2 separate regions of the Homo sapiens genome follow, and region 1 is linked to region 2. Evidence: read pairs that join two places in POLR2A ChIA-PET (ENCODE). Cell type or tissue: Panc1. All regions are shown on one strand. Links, peaks and the distances in the headings refer to the core of each region. The heading gives the core; the rest is flanking DNA.

Region 1 (5,388 bases), core at 202-5,201, 110 kb before region 2:
CTTCTGTCAGCTACAGGTGTTTTCCCCTGCCCTTTTCTTTAAGACAATATTATCTGATTACACTTAAGCTGTTTCATAATTGTACATAATTCATTGGTGCTTTATTTATAGGCTGATTCTGATATTTGAAGCATAAAAAACATTGTGCCAATGTCAGAAAACTATTTTCTTAGGAAAAGCCACATTGTATGGTAAGACTATATTTCCATATCTATCGATCCAATGTGATGAATCCTAGGGGAACTGAAGGGAACATATGTTTTCTTAGAGTCCATCAACTTCTCAAAATTATGCCATATCCCAGTTTTCTTCATACTTGGCCAAATCTTTCCTTACAGATTTTTTCCCTTTATCAGTATTTGCATGTTTTCCTCATTTTGCCAATAAGATCTTCCAGCTTTTCGTAGCAATTGAGTTAATCCATTCCACTCTTCCTGATGTCATTCTTGGAGTACTTTGCATTTTCTGCTAGTTTTGACTTGTTTTCCATACTACTTAGCTAGCATTCCTGTATTCCAGTCTTTATATCTTTGGGTTAATTCCATCATTTATTTCTTGACTTCCTATTGTTTTTTGCTTCACGTTACATTTCTGTAAGCCATGTTGTCAAATATTTTCTTCAGATTGGCTATGTAAAAGGGAAACATTATGTGACCTTCTCTAAAATGTCTTCATTTATACCTTTATACTGGACTAAAATGGTTTATATATATAATTCTAGCTTCAAAAAATATTTCCCTCAGCATTTTGAAGATATTGTGTTATATACCCATTGTTACCAAAGAGAAATCTTATATCAATCTGTTTGTTATCCAACTTTACATAACTTTTTTTTCCTGAGAGCTATCAGAGTCTTGTCATTACCTTTGCTTTATTGATATTTTGTAAGTCAATGTCTAGATTGTTTGGCCACACTTGAATCTATCTAAAATAAAAACTTGTATTTTCTCAACAATAATAAATTGTCTCTCATCATTATATGACAATTCTCTCTTGCCCTTTTTCATACTATCTAATAATCAACTATTGGACCTTCTGAATTTATTTTCTAGGTCTCAACTTTTCTTTCATATTTTGTTTAATTTTGCTGTTTATTCTTTTCCCTCAAATTTATGTTCTATTATCTCTAAGTGTACAGTTTTTTAATTTTCTCAAACTTTAATGTGCTATGTTGTGTCACTAGATTTAATGAGGTATAAAGATAACAAGCTAATTACTTCACAGCACAAGATACAATTTCAAATTGAAAACCAGCTTCAAACTGAAAATAGTCTTCGCTGGCTATTCGCCACCCCAGGAAATCTCTTAACTGTCCCAGGTCAGGTGGGTCTAATAAGAAAGGACAGAGACTGCATGATGGGGTCACATGCTGTAAAACAGGAACACTAAGGATAGGGAACCCCCAGGTTTTCTCAGGTTAGCAAGAGACTGGAGGTAAAGATAGACCTTATAGACTGTTTTTCCCATATTGCTCTTCCATGAATCCAGTCTCTTCATTCTTCTCTTACCCTCTTGAACTGCCAAAAGAAAACAAACTAAAACCTCTCCATTGCTTAAATGTGCAGAGCAATTTAAACTGTTTTATTTCAACCTCCCCATTCAGGACCATTCTCTGAGACTTGTCTTTTATAAGCATAACATAAATCTCTAATTTACTAAGACACCCAACAAACCCTGACACTCAAGTGTTCAGTGTGCCCAAGTGCTCCTGTTCCAGGAGCTAGAGATTCAGCAGAAAAGAACAGACAAAAGTGTTTACCCTCATGGCACTCGCATTCCAGTGAGAGAAATAGAAGATATGTAAAATATTGGAATACTATGCAGCCATTAAAAAGAATAAAATCCTGTTCTTTGTAGCAACATGGATGCAGCTACAGGCCTTTATCCTAAGCAAATTAACGCAGGAACAGCAAACCAAATACTGTAAGTGGGAGATAAACATTGCATACTCATGGACATAGAAATGACAACATCAGACACTAGGGAGTAACAAAGGAGGAAGAGAGAAGGAAGGGCAAAGACTGAAAAACTTTTGGGTACTGTGCTCACTGTCTGGGTGATGGGATCAAGCATACCTCAAACCTCAGAATCACACAATATACCCATGTAACAAATCTACACACACACACCCTGAATCTAAAATAAAAGTTGAAATTGTGAAAAAAGAATATGTAAAATAAATAAATATGTAAGATGTTACGGAAAAAATTAAAACAGGAAAGAGAGTGGAAGGGGATTATAATTTTTAATAGAGAGGTCAAGGAAGGCTTCAGTGAGAAAGGGACCACAGAGCAAAGGAGGACAGAGTATCAAACTAGATCATTCAACTTCACATTTCTGACTTCTAAATATCTACCTTAATTATTTGGGTCCAATTTAAAAAGGTCTTTTCAACAAGGGTCAGGGATGTTTAATGAGCAAAGGTTCTTAAGGGTGTAATCAAAATCAGGTCACAAAACTGTCCAGGAGACAAAACTGTCCAGGAGACAGCTGACCCCTCCTAGGCCCTCTGGTACTTGGGATATCAAATCAAGTGAGATTTTTGTATAAGAGGGTGGAAACTTCAGTGTTTTGGTAACCACGTGTACTTTTGTGAAGATCTTCTGTCTTTTCTTACTAGTGCTTTCGCCATAGCAACTAGCCTGTTTGCCTTCTTACCAGGCACATTAACAGCTCAATTTTCAGATAAGTAAAACTAAAAATATAATTTTACACAGACACACATGCACATATACTTTCTTTCACACGATGTCATGGAAAAAACCTATGTATGTGAGTATTAAAAAAAAAAAAAAAGCCAAAGTCATTGGATTCTAATAGACTTTATTTTTTAGAACAGTTTTAGGTTCACAGCACAATTGAAGAGAAGTAACAAATTTCCCATATACGCACTGCCCCCACACATGCATACCCTCCAGGTTTCTTTTTAGTGTACCTTTTCACACTTTAGTCATGAAGAGTACCCACAGTTTACGCCAATACTTCTGGAAAGTAAATTTTTATTCTACTAAAATTAAAATGCCAAAAGTAGTTACTTCTGGTTAGTGATTTTTAAATACAGTGATTTTTATTTTCCAATTTTTATATATTTTGCAACAAATATCTATTACTTCTACAATTGGGAATAGTGATCTAAAATTTTTCTTTTAAATCTGGTTTGAATAGTGAATGAGAGAAAAAGAGGAAAAATTGCTTGCTCATGCAGTGTGTTTGTTCTTGGCACAGGAGAATTTATGTATTTTTGTTTTCCTCTTAAAGGAAATGATCTCCCAAATATGCAAATGATCTCCCAAAATATTTTTTTTTTGAGACGGAGTCTCACTCTGTCGCCCAGGCTGAAGTGCAGTGGCGCGATCTCGGCTCACTGCAAGCTCCGCCTCCCGGGTTCACGCCATTCTCCTGCCTCAGCCTCCTGAGTAGCTGGGACTACAGACACCCGCCACCACGCCCGGCTAATTTTTTGTATTTTTTAGTAGAGACAGGGTTTCACCATGTTAGCCAGCATAGTCTCGATCTCCTGACCTCGTGATCCATCCGCCTCGGCCTCCCAAAGTGCTGGGATTACAGGCATGAGCCACCGCACCCGGCCCTCCCAAAATATTTGATTAGAAACACTTTGAAATCTCTGTTTCAAATACAGCTGGGATCAGGCTTCAAACATACAAAACAACAAGCAACATGAAATGAAGTCTGGCTTCACTGACCACATCCTGTCCATGGTGTCATGGAATGACAAAGAAGGGAAGAAGATATTAAAGGCTTGTGACTTCTCTGTCCAGTCTTTGATCATAATACCTCCCCACCAAAATTGACTGACATTTTCATTTTTGCAAAAATAATTTTATAGAAATCTAGTGATCAAACATGCAGTGATCCAAAACATTTGATAAAATAATCAAAAATTGATCCAGGCATGTCAGATGTTGTATTATGTGGTTGAGACAGGGTTTTTCTCTCCTATATTACTAGAAATGTGACAAAGCATATCATGTTGTACACTTGTACAATAAATTCTTTGACCAGAAAGCTACTATAAAAATAAAATGGTAGGAGAAAAGATCCACTCAATCTTCTGAATTTGCTAAAATCTAATTTGGGGAAAAGGTCCTTTTTAAGACTATTGATTTGAAGAAGTCCTGCAAGTTTACCTACCTTAAGTTGAAACTCCTGTTTTCCATTGTAGCAGTCTTTGATGTTGAATATGGGCAGATTCCCTGACTCCACTAGGATACAGTATATATATCTTGATTATGGCACTCACCACTTTGGACAGGAATCACATGCACACTTGCCTACTTTCCCAACAAGGCTGTTCTCACAGCCTTTTATTTATTTATTTATTTATTTATTTATTTATTTTGGAGATGGAGTCCTGCTCTGTCGCCCAGGCTGGAGTACAGTGGCATGATCTCGGCTCCCTGCAACCTTTGCCTCCTGGGTTCAAGCGATTCACCTGCCTCAGCCTCCTGAGTAGCTGGGACTACAGGTGATTGCCACCACACCTGGCTAATTTTTGTATTTTTAGTAGAGATGGAGTTTCACCATGTTGGCCAGGCTGGTCTTGAACTCCTGACCTCAGGAGATCCACCCGCCTCGGCCTCCCAAAATGCTGGGATTATGGGCATGATACACCGTGCCCAGCCTGTAAGATCCTTTTAGAGAGGAATAAAATCTTGGCCTTTGCACAACGCCCCCCAACTACTTGGTCCTGAATAAATCTTGATTTCATAGTATGTTTCCCATCTGAACTCATCACAAGAACAATAACATCAGTTAGTATTTGTTGAGCACCTACTATTCTAGGCAACTGGCATCACTTTCTGTAATCCTTGTAGCAAATGGAAAAGTTAGGTCTTCTGTACATTTTACCAATAAGAAAACTGAAGTTCAGAGGAATTGTGTCATTTGGCTAACTGCATACAGCTAGCAAACTGAAGGACTAGAATCCCACCCTGGGCATGTGTGACCCAAAACCCATGCTGATACTTTGCATTACATCCTCTGAATCTCTTAAAGAAAAATTTGTGAGAAGTGTCGAAAGGAGGAGGGAGGCCATTTGCTTCTACCTGCTGTTTTCAAAAAGACTAAGGGAACATACTTGGGACATTCTAACACACATTAATGTAGGATTCATCTACCACCGCAGCTCTCTCTCCCTTTCCAAACTTTAATGCATCACAAGCACAGGGGCCGTTGCCCTTTCACCCCTATTCCAGACACATTTAGAAAGAGGTGAAATTGAAGTAGAATGAGGTTAAATGGCTTCTTATAAAAGGACCCACATTCTCTTCGTTTTAGAGCACTTGAACAACTCTATTCTTTCTCTATTTCCCTTTTAGAAAAACTTTCAAAGCCCCCCTAACAGTAAGCAAAGCACACACTGAAGTT
Region 2 (5,388 bases), core at 98-5,097:
GAGTTCAAGACCTGTCTGGCCAACATAGTGAAACCCCATCTCTACTAAAAATACAAGAAATTAGCCAGGTGTGGTGGTGCACGCCTGCAGTCCCAGATACTCGGGAGGCTGAGGCAGGAGAATTGCGTGAACCAGGCAGGCAGAGGTTGCAGTGAGCTGAGATGGCACCATTGCACTCCAGCCCAGGCGATGGTGCAAGACTCCATCTCAAACAAAAAAAAGTCCTATCTCCACATTGGTGGTTAGAGCTTCAACATATGAATTTGGTGGAGACACAATTCAGTTTATAACAGGGAGCCACAATGGACCTTCATGAATGAACCTAAGAAATGAAAAATGCTCCAGAGTTCTACTTTGTCCCTACCCGAAGGCTAAAGATAATCATCCATCTTCAAGGGATTGCACATGACCTGTAAATAAGAAAGGCTTATTGCATTTCTTATCTGGTAAGAAGCCCATTCCTGTCTCTCAAGGTTTCCAAAAAATGGTCTTGATTCACTCTGTAGTCAAATGAATATTTAACTAAAAGTATTTATCACTTACATTTACTCTTTGTTTATCCAGACTATAATTTCTTTTCTGTGACAAGTTTTGCAAAGTATGACCAAGTATCTTTTTGAAAATATAGATGAAAAGAATTGAAGCAGTGTGTAAATTCTGGCCATCATGAATTTTCTTTGATTTTAAGAAAGTTTTTTCCCATCTCAGGCTCAAGCTATTACTGTCTTCTGTATCTAGTCCTTCAGAAGGCATAGAAATAAAACTATGATCACTTGCGTCCAGGAGGTCGAGGCTGCGGTGAGTTGTTATTGTGCCACTGCACTCCAGCCTAGGCAACAGGGAGAGACCCTGTCTCAAAAAAAAGAAAAAAAAAGAAAAAGAAAGAAAGAAAAATATGAGTGTGAAATTGGTATATTGCACTGTGAGCTCATATAAATATGACTTTTCAATGAATTTTTTTTCAAGAGAAAAAGGAAAACCAAAAATGCACCAAAATTTCAGTATCCTAATTGATTTTTCTCTAAGAATAAGTCAAAGAGCAAAAAAGATTTGATTCTAGGCCAGGCGTGGTGGCTCACGCCTGTAATCCCAGCACTTTGGGAGGCTAAGGCAGGCGGATCACAAGGTCAGGAGATCGAGACCATCCTGGCTAACACAGTGAAATCCCATCTCTACTTAAAATACAAAAAAAGTAGCTGAGCATAGTGGCGGGCGCCTGTAGTCCCAGCTACTCGGGAGGCTGAGGCAGGAGAATGGCGTGAACCCAGGAGGCGGAGCTTGCAGTGAGCCGAGATCACGCCACTGCACTCCAGCCTGGGTGACCGAGCGAGACTCCGTCTCAGAAAAAAAAAAAGATTTTATTCTACTAGATGCCAAAAACCTGTGTTAAGTATGGCTCAAAGTACTGCCTTACCTCATACTAGAGGAATATTAAATATTCTTGATTTGTTCCTTTAGTAGCTGGCTATGATTTGTGAATGGTATGTCATTTAGATTTGGTTTTAAGCAACATAAACCAATTCTGACTTAAGCAAAAAGAGAATCTTATAGATCATAGGGAACAAATAACAAAATTAAAGGTAAGTTTCTGAGTAGCTAAGTTCTGGAGCTCCAGGAGCATGATCCAATAGCCACTCTCTTATAGGATGCCACTGCTGGGGTGAATCATAACTGCAATATCCAAACTTCCTCTAGAAAGAGTCAGATTAGCAAAACTTCACTGAGGTGCCCATTTGATTAACAATTTTACCAACACTGCACATGATGGGGAAGTGATTGTTTTTCAAAGAAAGTATGGGATGTTGCTGGAAAAACAAACGGGACACTGGACAGGAGAAAGCAATAGATCTCCACCAGGAGCAACCACCTGAATACCGACTTTGAAAAGCTGAGAGTATTAATATTAGCACTGACAATAGAAAAATATGACCTTGCCTTTCTTTCCCACAAATCCCCTCCACAGAGATCGTCTACCTCTGAATACATTGTAAGAAAACCCAGAAATAAGGATGATATGTAATGGCAATGAGCATGTGCCTAGCTAGCTGCATTTAAATATTGGTTCAGTATTTGCTGACTTTGAAGGATTTGCCTGCCTTTTTCCTGATTGGGTACTGCTGCCACTGCTATTTTGTCACCTTTCTGAATTTCGGTATGATCTTCATTATTCATCTGCCCACAGACCTTCTCACCAGCTCAGGTGTCTCAACAATGCCAGACCCACATCAAAGGTTACTTAGCTTTAGTGTCCAGTGAATCAGCCAACTTAGTAAATGTGGAAATAAGCAGATTACCTGAGGTCAGGAATTCGAGACTTGCCTGGCCAACATGGTGAAACCCCATCTGTACTAAAAATACAAAAATCAACCAGGCGTGGTGGCAGGCGCCTGTAATCCCAGCTACTCCGGAGGCTGAGGCAGGAGAATTGCTTGAACCCGGGAGGTGGAGGTTGCAATGAGCCAAGATCACACCATTGCACTCCAGCCTGGGTGATAACAGTGAAACTCCATTTCAAAAATTAAATAAATAAATAAACTCCAACCTGACTATCCTCTAATCTCTGATGTCCAGGCCCTGTAACCTTAGCTATCATCATGAGACATCATGTTGGTCTTACTATATAAATCTCAGCAAAAACATTGTTATGATGCAATCAAGAAAAGTCTAGGTACAAACTAAGCAGCCTTTCAACTATGTTTGGGCATTCTGAAGGCTAGCCTGTTTTTCAAATGGCTCTCTTAAAGACCAAATGGGGAAAAGCCAAGAGCTCCGGGCAATACTTCAAAAGTCAACAGCTGCTGTGCACTCCCAGGCAATCCCAATTTGCCACTTGGCTGCTTGCTGATGAGCTGCTTGTATGAGTATTTGATAGCACCATAGTGTATTTCCCAGTTCACCCATTGACTTGTCAAGCTTTGGGCAGGTATCTGGTATCCCAGAAGTTTGGCTTCCCTGCAAAACAGCTTGTTATAAGGGAAAGAGTATTTGATTGGAAGTCAAGAGTCCAGTTTCAGGTCTGAACTGCTCCTAATTACATACATAGTATCGGGCAAGTCACTAAATGTCTTTGGGCCTTGGCTTTTGGAGTTTTGTTGTTATTAACATTTTATAATGTGACTTTCAAATGTACAAAGGTAGAAAGAATAGAATAGCTCATTCGATTACTTATTGTCTAGTTTCAACAATTATCAACTTGTGGTCAATTTTTATTATGCTGTAACTCAACTTCTGGGTTATTATAAAATAAGTCACAGTTCATATCATTATATCCATAAATATTTCATAGTATATTACTGAAAGATTAGGACTACTTTGCTTTTAAAAAGCCAAAATAACATTAAATACTAAAAAATTAACAATAATTATTATTTTCACATATCCAGTGTTGAAATTTCCCTGTCAAATTTTCAAAATACTTTTTGAATAAAATCTAAAAGATGTCCGTAACATTTAATTGTTAAAAATGTCTCTTAAGACTCCTGTAAACTATAGATTCCCTCTTTCTCTTCTGCTCTCACTCTCTCTTATTCTTTCTTCACCCCTTCCCCTCTTCTCTCCTTCAGTTCATTTGAGGAGAAGAGCCTAGGTCATTTGTCAATAGAGTTTCTCAGTCTGGACTTTTCTAATTGCTTCCTTGTAATGATATTGAATATATTCCTCTGTCTCTTGTACTTTCTATAGTTAGATCTAGAAGCTTGATCATTTCAGGTATTAAATTTTTGTAAGAATGCTTCTTAGGTGGTATTGTGTACTTCCGTTATGATGCATTTAATGTCTAGTTATTTCTCCTTTTGAGTTGTTAGCTGCCATTGATAATCATTGTCTAGATCCATTATTTTCATTAGTGGAAACCTCTTCAATTAGGCTACTTAGTCCCTGCAACATGACCCCTAAAGTCTTCAATAACTTTCTTCATTTCTGGAATGATAAAATCTTTGTACAGTTCCCCAAATCTGCATTTTTCCAAGGAATCCTGCTTTAGACATGGTTTTTACATATTCAAAATGAGAATTTATTTCTAATTTTCCTTATTAAAAATTGTGAATATATGCAAAAGTAAAGAAAATGGCATAATGAACTACTTATTATCTATGCATCACCCAGCTTCAACAATTAAAACCTCAAGTAAATTTTGTTTTATCTATATTCACAGCTACTTTTCATCCACCACTGTACCATTTCCCACTGAATTATTTCATGCGAATCTCAGATATCATATTATTTCATCTCAAGATATTTTGATGTATATCTGAAAGATCAGTACCATTTTCTTTAAATATAACCACAATTCCATTATCATACCTAGATAAATTAACAGTTCCTTAATATCATCAAATATCCAAGACAGTATTCAAATTTTCCTGATATTTGTTAAACGAAGTAAGTCTTTAGACCTGTAGAATTTCCACGATCTAGATTTTGTTAATTGCATATTCACAGTGTTGCTTAACATGCTCCTCTGTCCCTAGTTTAATTATACAGCTCTCAGCAACACTAATTCTTATGATGCAATCAAGAAAGTTAGTAGTTAGATCTGGAGTTCAATCAGATTCAGGATTTTTTCTTTTTTTTTTTTTCTACAATAACACTTGTTAGATGGTATGTACTTGAATTAGGAGGCCATAGTATCTGGCTATCTCTGTTTTGTAAAATTAGCAGTCATTAATCATCAATGCCTAGGCCTATGTTTGTATTATGAGTTGCAAAACAGTAATGCTGTAGTTATATCATTTCTTCTTCACTTCTTAACTAAATGTGTTTATAAAGAAAAATGTCCCGGGCCGGGTGCAGTGGCTTGTGCCTGTAATCCCAGCGCTTTGAGAGGCTGAGGAGAGAGGATCGCTCTCAGCACTTTGAGAGGCTGAGGAGAGAGAATTTAGGAGTTTGAGACCAGCTGAGGCAACATGGCAAAACACTTTCTCTAAAAAAAAATTAAAAATTAGCTGGACATGGTGGCGCGTGCCTGTAGTCGCAGCTACTTGGGAGGCCGAGGTGGGAGGATTGCTTGAGCCCAGGGGGCAGAGGTTGCAGACAAGATTGAGCCACTGCACTCCCATTGTGGGTGACAGAGTGAGACCTGTCTTTAAGAAAAAAGAAAGAGAAGTGCCCCTTTGCTAACTACTGGATTGCCCTGAGGTACAAGTCATTTTGGAAAGACAGGATATATCCCTGCATTTTTACAAATTTTCAAAATAGTGAGTTGCTTCCTCAGCATCCTTCAAAATGGAGCAATGAGGTTACTTTCTTTTTCTTTCTCTATTTTTTTTTAAATTTAGAGATGGGGTCTTGCTTTGTTGCCCAGTCTGACATGAGACTCCTGGCCTCAGGTGACCCTTCCACTTCAGGCTCCCAAAGTTGTGAGATTACAGGCATGAGCCACTGAGTCCA

The links. ChIA-PET counts read pairs that join two places held together with the same protein. Peaks named below come from ENCODE experiments on the same cell type or tissue, not always from the same donor. Only the 100,000 strongest peaks of a DNase experiment are listed, where the experiment ranks them.
Region 1: POLR2A ChIA-PET joins it to region 2 with 11 read pairs; 2 of 35 experiments call an interaction of 5 or more read pairs at or near these places.

Annotation. Positions count from the first base shown.
Region 1 is chr5:125,066,176-125,071,563 of GRCh38, reverse strand. All of the region lies in intron 2 of LOC101927421 (a long non-coding RNA gene), which reads right to left. Among named protein-coding and RNA genes, the nearest start is that of ZNF608, 320 kb to the right of the region's middle. In Panc1, for the core only: no CTCF peak of the experiment used is centred there; no DNase peak of the experiment used is centred there; H3K27ac peaks cover 320 bases.
Region 2 is chr5:124,954,088-124,959,475 of GRCh38, reverse strand. LOC107986391 (a long non-coding RNA gene) reads right to left here. Exons shown (of 5, transcript XR_001742528.2): 4 at 544-849. Among named protein-coding and RNA genes, the nearest start is that of ZNF608, 210 kb to the right of the region's middle. In Panc1, for the core only: no CTCF peak of the experiment used is centred there; no DNase peak of the experiment used is centred there; H3K27ac peaks cover 277 bases.